3 separate regions of the Homo sapiens genome follow, and regions 1 and 2 are each linked to region 3. The links are chromatin loops, found by intact Hi-C in ENCODE. Cell type or tissue: mammary epithelial cell. All regions are shown on one strand.

Region 1 (2,500 bases), 410 kb after region 3:
GTTATTATTATCTTCAAAGTTAAAACCCCTGACTGCTTGGGATGGGAGAGATAGCAAACACGTAATAAGCTCTAAAAAGCATCATCACTGTCCTTCAAGGAAACATGGCTCTACTCCTTCATCTTCACCCTTGCCTAGAATTAATGTGACCACTCTAACTCTGGCCAATACTCCTGGACAAGCATGTAAGTTATGGTTAGTCCAGAAAGTATCTAAACTGGATTGTAGAAAAGAAAGACAATGGAGGTAGTCCTCTGGTCAAACTTTTTTTATTTTTTATTTATTTATTTATTTTTGAGACAGGGTCTCGCTCTGTCGCCCAGGTTAGAGTGCAGTGCCACTCTCGGTTCACTGCCACCTCTGCCTCCCAGGTTCAAGTGATTCTCTTGCCTCAGCCTCCTGAGTAGCTGGAATTACAGGTGTCTGTCACCACATCCAGCTAATTTTTGTATTTTTAGTAGAGACAGGGTTTCACCATGTTGGCCAGGCTGGTCTCAAATGCCTGACCTAAAGAGATCTACCCATCTTGACCTCCCAAAGTGCTGGGATTACAGGCGTGAGCCACCGCACCCAACCCTGGCCAAACGTTATGCTTACATTTGCCCAGTTATAAACTAACACGCAGCACTTTCCAGATCCAAGAGATGGTCTCCTTTATCATCTTTTCATGGCACAATCACAGATTTTGGTAAATCAGGAATAAAAGAGAAGAAAGTGCTTTGAATATTAAATATAGATATGAAGAAGCCTAGAACTAACTGAATTCATTATGCTAAATTCATTATTCATTGAGAAGGGAGAAATCATAAGAATATACAGGAAAATAATAAAAGATTATTAAAGTAAATTCTAGATTAGGTCTGAGATTTAAATAACACTGACAGTAGGTTACACGAATCACTGCACTTTCTTCCCCAGAGGCAAACCTATCTGAAACAGTCAGGAGCTGGCGCAGGTCTGCTTTATCATGTTAGAAAATTATGTTGGATGAGTTAAATCTGAACAGTGCCCTCTACAGGGATTAACATTTCTTTACAATCTTTTTCCTATTGCTGGACATCTTTGTCTTGTTGCTGCAAAAATCATCATCCTTGTAAAAGGCTCTTCATTTAGGCGCTGAAATCAGACGAGGTGTCCTTAAACATCTGCCACATTGCTCATGAGCTATGTAACTTTAGGTGAGTTACTTTACTTTACGTCTCTAAACCTCAAGATTTCTACCCGTAAAATGAGGATACTATGTAGAAGGCAGGGGTCTCTTTTAATGCAAAATAGCATGTGCTTGGCACAGAGCAAGATCTTACTCAGTTTTAGCTTCTAGCAGTATTCCTGTTTTAAGATACAAATCTATTTGCATTTTTACTTCATTGACTTATAATAATTTCCCATTAGTGTCTTCAAAAGCCGTTTCTTTTCCCTCATTAAGCCTGATAAGGTACAAATGCATACGTTTAGATAATGCCACTACCAAGAAAGGCTCAGAGTTGTGTAGGTTTTTGGCCTTGTCAAGGTAGGTTGCCATCAGAGTTCAAGGACCACAGAAATAGTACAACAGAACCTCTAGACACAGCCATACTTGGTCCAGATGGAAGACAAAGGTAGTGGAATGCCATCTATGATTACAATTATGAACTAAAAGAATCCCACTGGTTGATTACATTTTTACCATGTGGTTTTCTTCTCTTCTCTCTTCGCACATACTGGCTTTCTCTGATTGACTATAACTAGTATCTACCTAATGGTTGTTTTTCTAGGGTTCTAGTCATGCTTGCTTTTTGCCAGAACTCACACAGAAGTAAGATACAACAAATGCAAGGAGGCTCCCTTTATCATTTTGACTCCCCCCGTCCATGTCATTTGCTCCTTAAATGAGCATTCCATCTGCCCAAATTCCATTCGAAGCATCAGCAGTCTCAGTGGAGGTGGTTTCTTCAGAGTTCCTTTATGCCATGTCTTTAGCTTTCAGATCATTGCAATGTGATGTGTTCAGACTAATAAGGATTAACCCCTGTCTTCCACTGATAACTGAGAAAGTGAGAGTTTACACAGGCTAAGGTGACCAGCACTGTAGCCTCGGACAGTCTCACATTCTTCTCTGCAAGCATGATGGACTGTGTGGCAGTTCTTAACCTACTTACTTATTTCATGCTCTGGCCCCCTCTCAGCTTCTCATTTTAAGTTGTGTTAAGTTGGTAGTGCTTTGCAATTAGCAAACTACTTACTATTAAATACAGACTTGTTTGCTCCACATATCAGAAGTGACTTAAAAGGAAAACCGTAAAACTTTCGTTTCATTTGGCAAATTTAAAGCAACAAACTCAAAATCAATATTGTATTTGTCAGAATTAGAGGGCCCACACTAAATTCATGAATTTCCTAGAAAGTTTTATAAGAAACAGGGATTTTTTTCCCCCTGTGGTGGCAAAAGTACAATCAATAAATAAAAGAGACTGTCTTTCTAAGGGAAGGAAAGGAAGGTACACAACATTTTTAGCACCTA
Region 2 (2,500 bases), 49 kb before region 3:
GCACCTGTAATCCTGGCTGCTTGGGAGGCTGAGGCAAGAAAATCGTTTGAACCCAGGAGGCAGAGGCTGCAGCAAGCCAAGATCGCACTACTGCACTCCAGCCCGGGTGACAGTGCGAGACTCCGTCTCAAAAAATAAATAAATAAATAAATAAATAAATAAATAAATAAATAAAATAAATCACCACTGGGACACTCTGAGATTAAATCCTGACCCCCATGTCCCACCACTTATGTTTCTATTAACCATTGTTTATTCATCTTACTTTTTTATTTTTTTTGAGACAGGGTCTCACTCTGCCAGGCCAGAGTGCAGGGGCATGATCTTGGCTCATTGCCACCTCCACCTCCTGCGGTCCAGTAATCCTTCCACCTCAAACACCCAAGTAGCTGAGACCACAGACATGCTCCATGGGGTTTCGTGATGTTGCCCAGGCTGGTCTCAAACTTCTAATCTAAAGGTCTCAAACTTCTAATCTAAAGGTCTCAAACTTCTGAGCTAAAGCAATCCACCTGCCTCAGCCTCCAAAGTGCTGGGATTACAGGCATGAGCCACCATATCCAGCCTATTCTTCTTATTTTGACATGTCAGCTTCTTTCCGTAAGCTGAGGTTGACATATATAATCAGAGACTTAGGTCAATAGGAAAAGGCATTCCCTAATTTCAAAACAGATCTAAACTCTCTAATTTCCTCAAAAGAGATCTCCTAATCTTTCATCTACTGGGATTATTTTAATAAACTCATTTTAGCACCCTGTTACTATGAACTCTTAACAAAGGTTCCTTCCAGGGCTGGGCGCGGTGGCTCATATCTGTAATCTCAGCATTTTAGGAGGCCAAGGCAGGCAGATCATTTGAGGTAAGGAGTTCGAGACCAGCTTGGCCAACATGGTGAAGCCCTGTCTCTACCAAAAATTTAAAAAAAAATTAGCTGAGCGTGGTAGTGCATGCCTGCAATCCCAGCTACTTGGGAGGCTGAGACAGGAGAATTGCTTGAAAGGGGGAGGCGGAGGTCGCAGTGAGCCAAGATTACGCCACTGCACTCCAGCCTGGGTGACAAAGTGAGACTGTCTCAAAAAACAAAACGAAACAAAACAAAAAACCAAAAACCAAAACAAATTCTGTTTTGTTTTTATATCGTGTTTCTACATCTAAACATGCTACTAGGTTGTGCTTCATGATATGAATGTATAAATTCAAGATCATGAAACTCTCATTGGTGCAGACATATACAACACAGAACTGCAAACTCACCACAGATGCTCCCACGCCTGTCCCTGAAAGCACCATGGCAAGCCTCAGCCCATTCCTCTCCCTCGTGCTGCAGATGAGAAAGCTGAAGTCCAGAGGCGTGAAAGGTGTTGGTGAAGGTGACTCAGTGAGCTGACGGCATCACAGAATGCAGGAAACTGTGGTAGTCTGGTGGTGGAGGGGGGCGGAGTACTATGACACTAGCTGTAACCACAGCAGCTCACATTCATCCTGGGCCTAGGACAGCACAGGAACAATTCTAGACTCTTCATGTGTTTTAGTTCATGGAACCCTCACCAGAACCCTGAAGAGGTAAGTACTATCATTATTCCCATGTTATAAATGAGAAACCGAGGCAAAGAAAGGTTCGGTACCTGCCCAAGGCTAAGCAATGCTGAGTGTACATGCCGTCATCACTCAGCTATTTCCAGTCTCCTACCACTACATCAGGCCATGGGGTGACATTTCCTGAATGGATACTCTTGGTAGGTCAGTGGCTTAAACTGAGATGAAACTAATCAGTACAATGGACTTCTTAGATCTACAATCCTGTCTTTAGCCAGAGCACACTGGATGGTCTGAGTTCCAAAGAAAGGCCACTGTTTCATTCCAAAATGTGCGCATGCAGTCCTTGTACCACGTATGCCACCTGCCTCCCTGGCATGCTAGCTTCAGGGAATAGGGAGGCTGAGAGAGGGTGGTGGGCAGAAGAGGGGTTGAGAGACAGGTATGATACCCAGTTGGCAGTCTCCTCTGGTTACCAAAGTGCAAGTCCCAGAAAACACATCACACAGGAGACGAGCCAGGGTGTGACCCAGGATGCCTTGTCTCAGTTTGTGGGGAGATTAAGGGAGAAGGCATTATAAAGGCCAGCATCATTTTCAAGAAACCATCACTTTATTTCTTGCTTAAAAGCAGAGCTGGCCAAGTTAAGATAGCTGTTTTTTCTGGATTATATTGTGTTTCAAAGCAAACCACTCCTCACAGGGACTCAGGCTACAAAGCACAGAGAGCTGGAATGGCCTTTACCGGTCATCTTGTCCAGGCACATTCAGGGCTTGCAGAGCGAAGTGGGCTGAGGCCTAGAGAAGTTCAGTGCTCATCCCAGCTCCCACGGCCCCCAGAGCCGTCCAGCGTTTCTCACTGTGTCTAGTGTTTTTCGCTGTGTGGATAAGAATGAGAGGAAAAACTCTCCATCCTGGAGTAGAGGGGAAACGTGGAATGGGCACAGATTTGAGTTTGGGCTCCT
Region 3 (2,500 bases):
CTTTTGGGGATAATGAAAATGTTCTGGAAGTAAAGGCGAGGGTTGCAAATATACTAAACAGGTTATAAATATACTAAAAATTACTGAATTGGGCCGGGCGCGGTGGCCCGTGCCTGTAATCCCAGCACTTTGGGAGGCTGAGGTGGGCAGATCACTTCAGGTCAGGAGTTTGAGACCAGTCTGGCCAACATGGCAAAACCCCGTCTCTACTAAAAATACAAAAATTAGCCAGGAGTGGTGGCGGGCGCCTGTAGTCCCAGCTACTCGGGAGGCTGAGGCGAGAGAATCCCTTGACCCAGGAGATAAGAGGTTGCAGTAAGCCAAGATGGCACCACCGCACTCCAGCCTGGGCAACAGAGCAAGACTTCGTCTCAAAAACAAAACAAAACAAAACAAAACAAAAAACCTAAAAACCCCACAAAATTACTGAATTGTACACTTTAAAGTGGTGAATTTTATTATTAAGATGGACTGTGAATCATTTCAATAACAATTAGAAAACAAAACAAACAGAAAAAAGGCTGCCTTGGAGCAGTGGTTCTGAAACTTGGGCATGCAGCACTCACTTGGAGAACGTGTGAAAACACAGGTTGCTGAGCCCCACCCTAGTTTCTGATTCAGTAGCTGTGGGTGGGGCTCAGGAATGTGCATCTCTAATGAGTCCCCGGGGTGCTGAAGGTCCTGTTGGTATGCAGCCACATTTTGAGAACCAGTGACCCAGAATAGAGCTTCTCCCAACTTCAGTGCATGTGGTGGACACTGTGATGAGCTACCCAGATCCCTGTCTAATGACAGACTTGCTGCTGACTGCTGGGAGTGCTGTCTGCAGTGAGTTGAAAGGCCTGGCCATCCCTGCCCACCACAGACAACTTAGAAGGCTGACCTAGCTGTGTAGCTTCCCGTGTTGTGAGTGATGACTGTCACTGGGCCTGTATTGCTGCTTGACTTCTTGCTCTACCTACCTATTCCTGTTCCTTCCTCCTCCTTCCCATAGGTATTGATCCAAAGGGCACTCCTTAATAAATACGCCACTGGCTAAACTCCATCTCAGAGTTGGATCATGGGACAACCCCACCTGTCATAATGCATATGAGAAATCTGGGGAACCTGTCGCAGATTCTGATTCTATAAATCCAGGGATGGACCTGAGGTTCAGCATTTCTAACAGGCTCCTTGGTGATACCAATGCTGCTGACCCATGGTCCACACTTTGAGTAGTGAGGGCCTAGATGACCTCAAAGTACTCCTCCAGCTCCATAATGAGGAGACTCTATGAGCCATCAGGTCGAGTGTAAAGACAGAAAGATACCACATTTACTAGGTCATTAAAAGGTACTGAGATTACCCTGTCCTTGAGATCCAGGCCATGGAACTGGGTTACAGGTGAGTGTGTTCAACACAGGCCTTTCAGGTGCTCCCTAGCTAATCCCCTTGGACAGGGGCCAAGATCAACCTGAGTTTCTTTTTTATATGCTCTATTGTTACAGTACGGCTTCAGGGAGTTACTTGGGCAGAAGTGAGTAATCTGCATTGTGCAACCAGCAGACAAGTGCTGACTGATACCCACTACACAGCCTATGCAGGGAACCAAAGACGGTGGGAAGAAAGATGAAAGGAAAAGAAAAGTAGAGGCAGGGTGGTGGCCACCATCTTTTCCAGCATGTTTGCCCTCAGACAAACCTTGCATTTTAAGAGTAGTTAGGCCTGTTCATGTCTTGTTTCCAAGTGGGATCATTTGATAAAGAGTTTGGAAATCTGTTTTTGACCCACATCTGTTCCTAATTTACTGGGAGTCCCATACCTTGTAACTCAGTTTTTCTATCTGTTCAGGCTGACTTCAGATAAATACATAGGTTACAGACTCATATTCTCAGCAGGTTACAAAAAGAAAAAAAAGGGAATTTGGAAACAAATCTTAAAGATGTTATCATAGAAGGAAACTTTCACACCATCCTACCAAACACCCACTTGTCAGAAAGAGAATCTGGGGGTAGGCTGAGCCTTAGGGTAGCCTTGGGCAACATTTCTGAGAGGACAGCAATCCTTGAGCCCCTACTCCCTCTTTTTTTAAACCTCATCTAGCTATTACAACAGCTCACAGTCAGGTGTGTGATGGACGGCAAATGCATAGGGAAAAAGGAGCGATATGAAGTTGTGATCTTTAATCAACTCTTAGGAAAAGTTAGGAAACTTGGCAATTGTGTCATTTTTGAACGTTACAAGGCTCAAATTTCCATCCGTGTTGTATCTTCAAGCTTCTGCCTGTTGTACAATTTCATGGGAAATAAAAGGAGTGAATGTCTGCTGTGCCTTGGGCAGAATACAAACAGAAAAGGAGTGGGCGCTCAATACAGTAAACCTGCACTGAGAAACCGTGGTTCTGGAAGGACACAACTTTCTACACTTTTGCTAGATTTTCATGGTAGCAATGACAAAACAGGACTAGGGGAGAGGGGAAAAACCAGGGTAGGTAAGCCCTTAAAATTCTGGACAGTGACAC

The links. Peaks named below come from ENCODE experiments on the same cell type or tissue, not always from the same donor. Only the 100,000 strongest peaks of a DNase experiment are listed, where the experiment ranks them.
Region 1: a loop joins it to region 3, with 3 times the contacts of the local background. A loop is called at or near these places in 2 of 110 quality-filtered maps.
Region 2: it touches region 3 in a loop (4-fold over the local background); 2 of 110 quality-filtered maps call a loop at or near these places.

Annotation. Positions count from the first base shown.
Region 1 is chr7:70,192,204-70,194,703 of GRCh38, reverse strand. All of the region lies in intron 4 of AUTS2 (activator of transcription and developmental regulator AUTS2), which reads right to left. Among named protein-coding and RNA genes, the nearest start is that of AUTS2, 590 kb to the right of the region's middle. In mammary epithelial cell, a CTCF peak has its summit at 1,008 (motif pointing left); no DNase peak of the experiment used is centred here.
Region 2 is chr7:70,647,176-70,649,675 of GRCh38, reverse strand. All of the region lies in intron 5 of AUTS2 (activator of transcription and developmental regulator AUTS2), which reads right to left. Among named protein-coding and RNA genes, the nearest start is that of GALNT17, 480 kb to the left of the region's middle. RefSeq lists enhancers at 1,171-1,220, 2,444-2,500. In mammary epithelial cell, no CTCF peak of the experiment used is centred here; a DNase peak (open chromatin) is centred at 1,365; H3K27ac peaks cover 1,164 bases.
Region 3 is chr7:70,598,167-70,600,666 of GRCh38, reverse strand. All of the region lies in intron 5 of AUTS2 (activator of transcription and developmental regulator AUTS2), which reads right to left. Among named protein-coding and RNA genes, the nearest start is that of GALNT17, 530 kb to the left of the region's middle. In mammary epithelial cell, no CTCF peak of the experiment used is centred here; DNase peaks (open chromatin) are centred at 616 and 1,466; H3K4me3 peaks cover 250 bases; H3K27ac peaks cover 858 bases.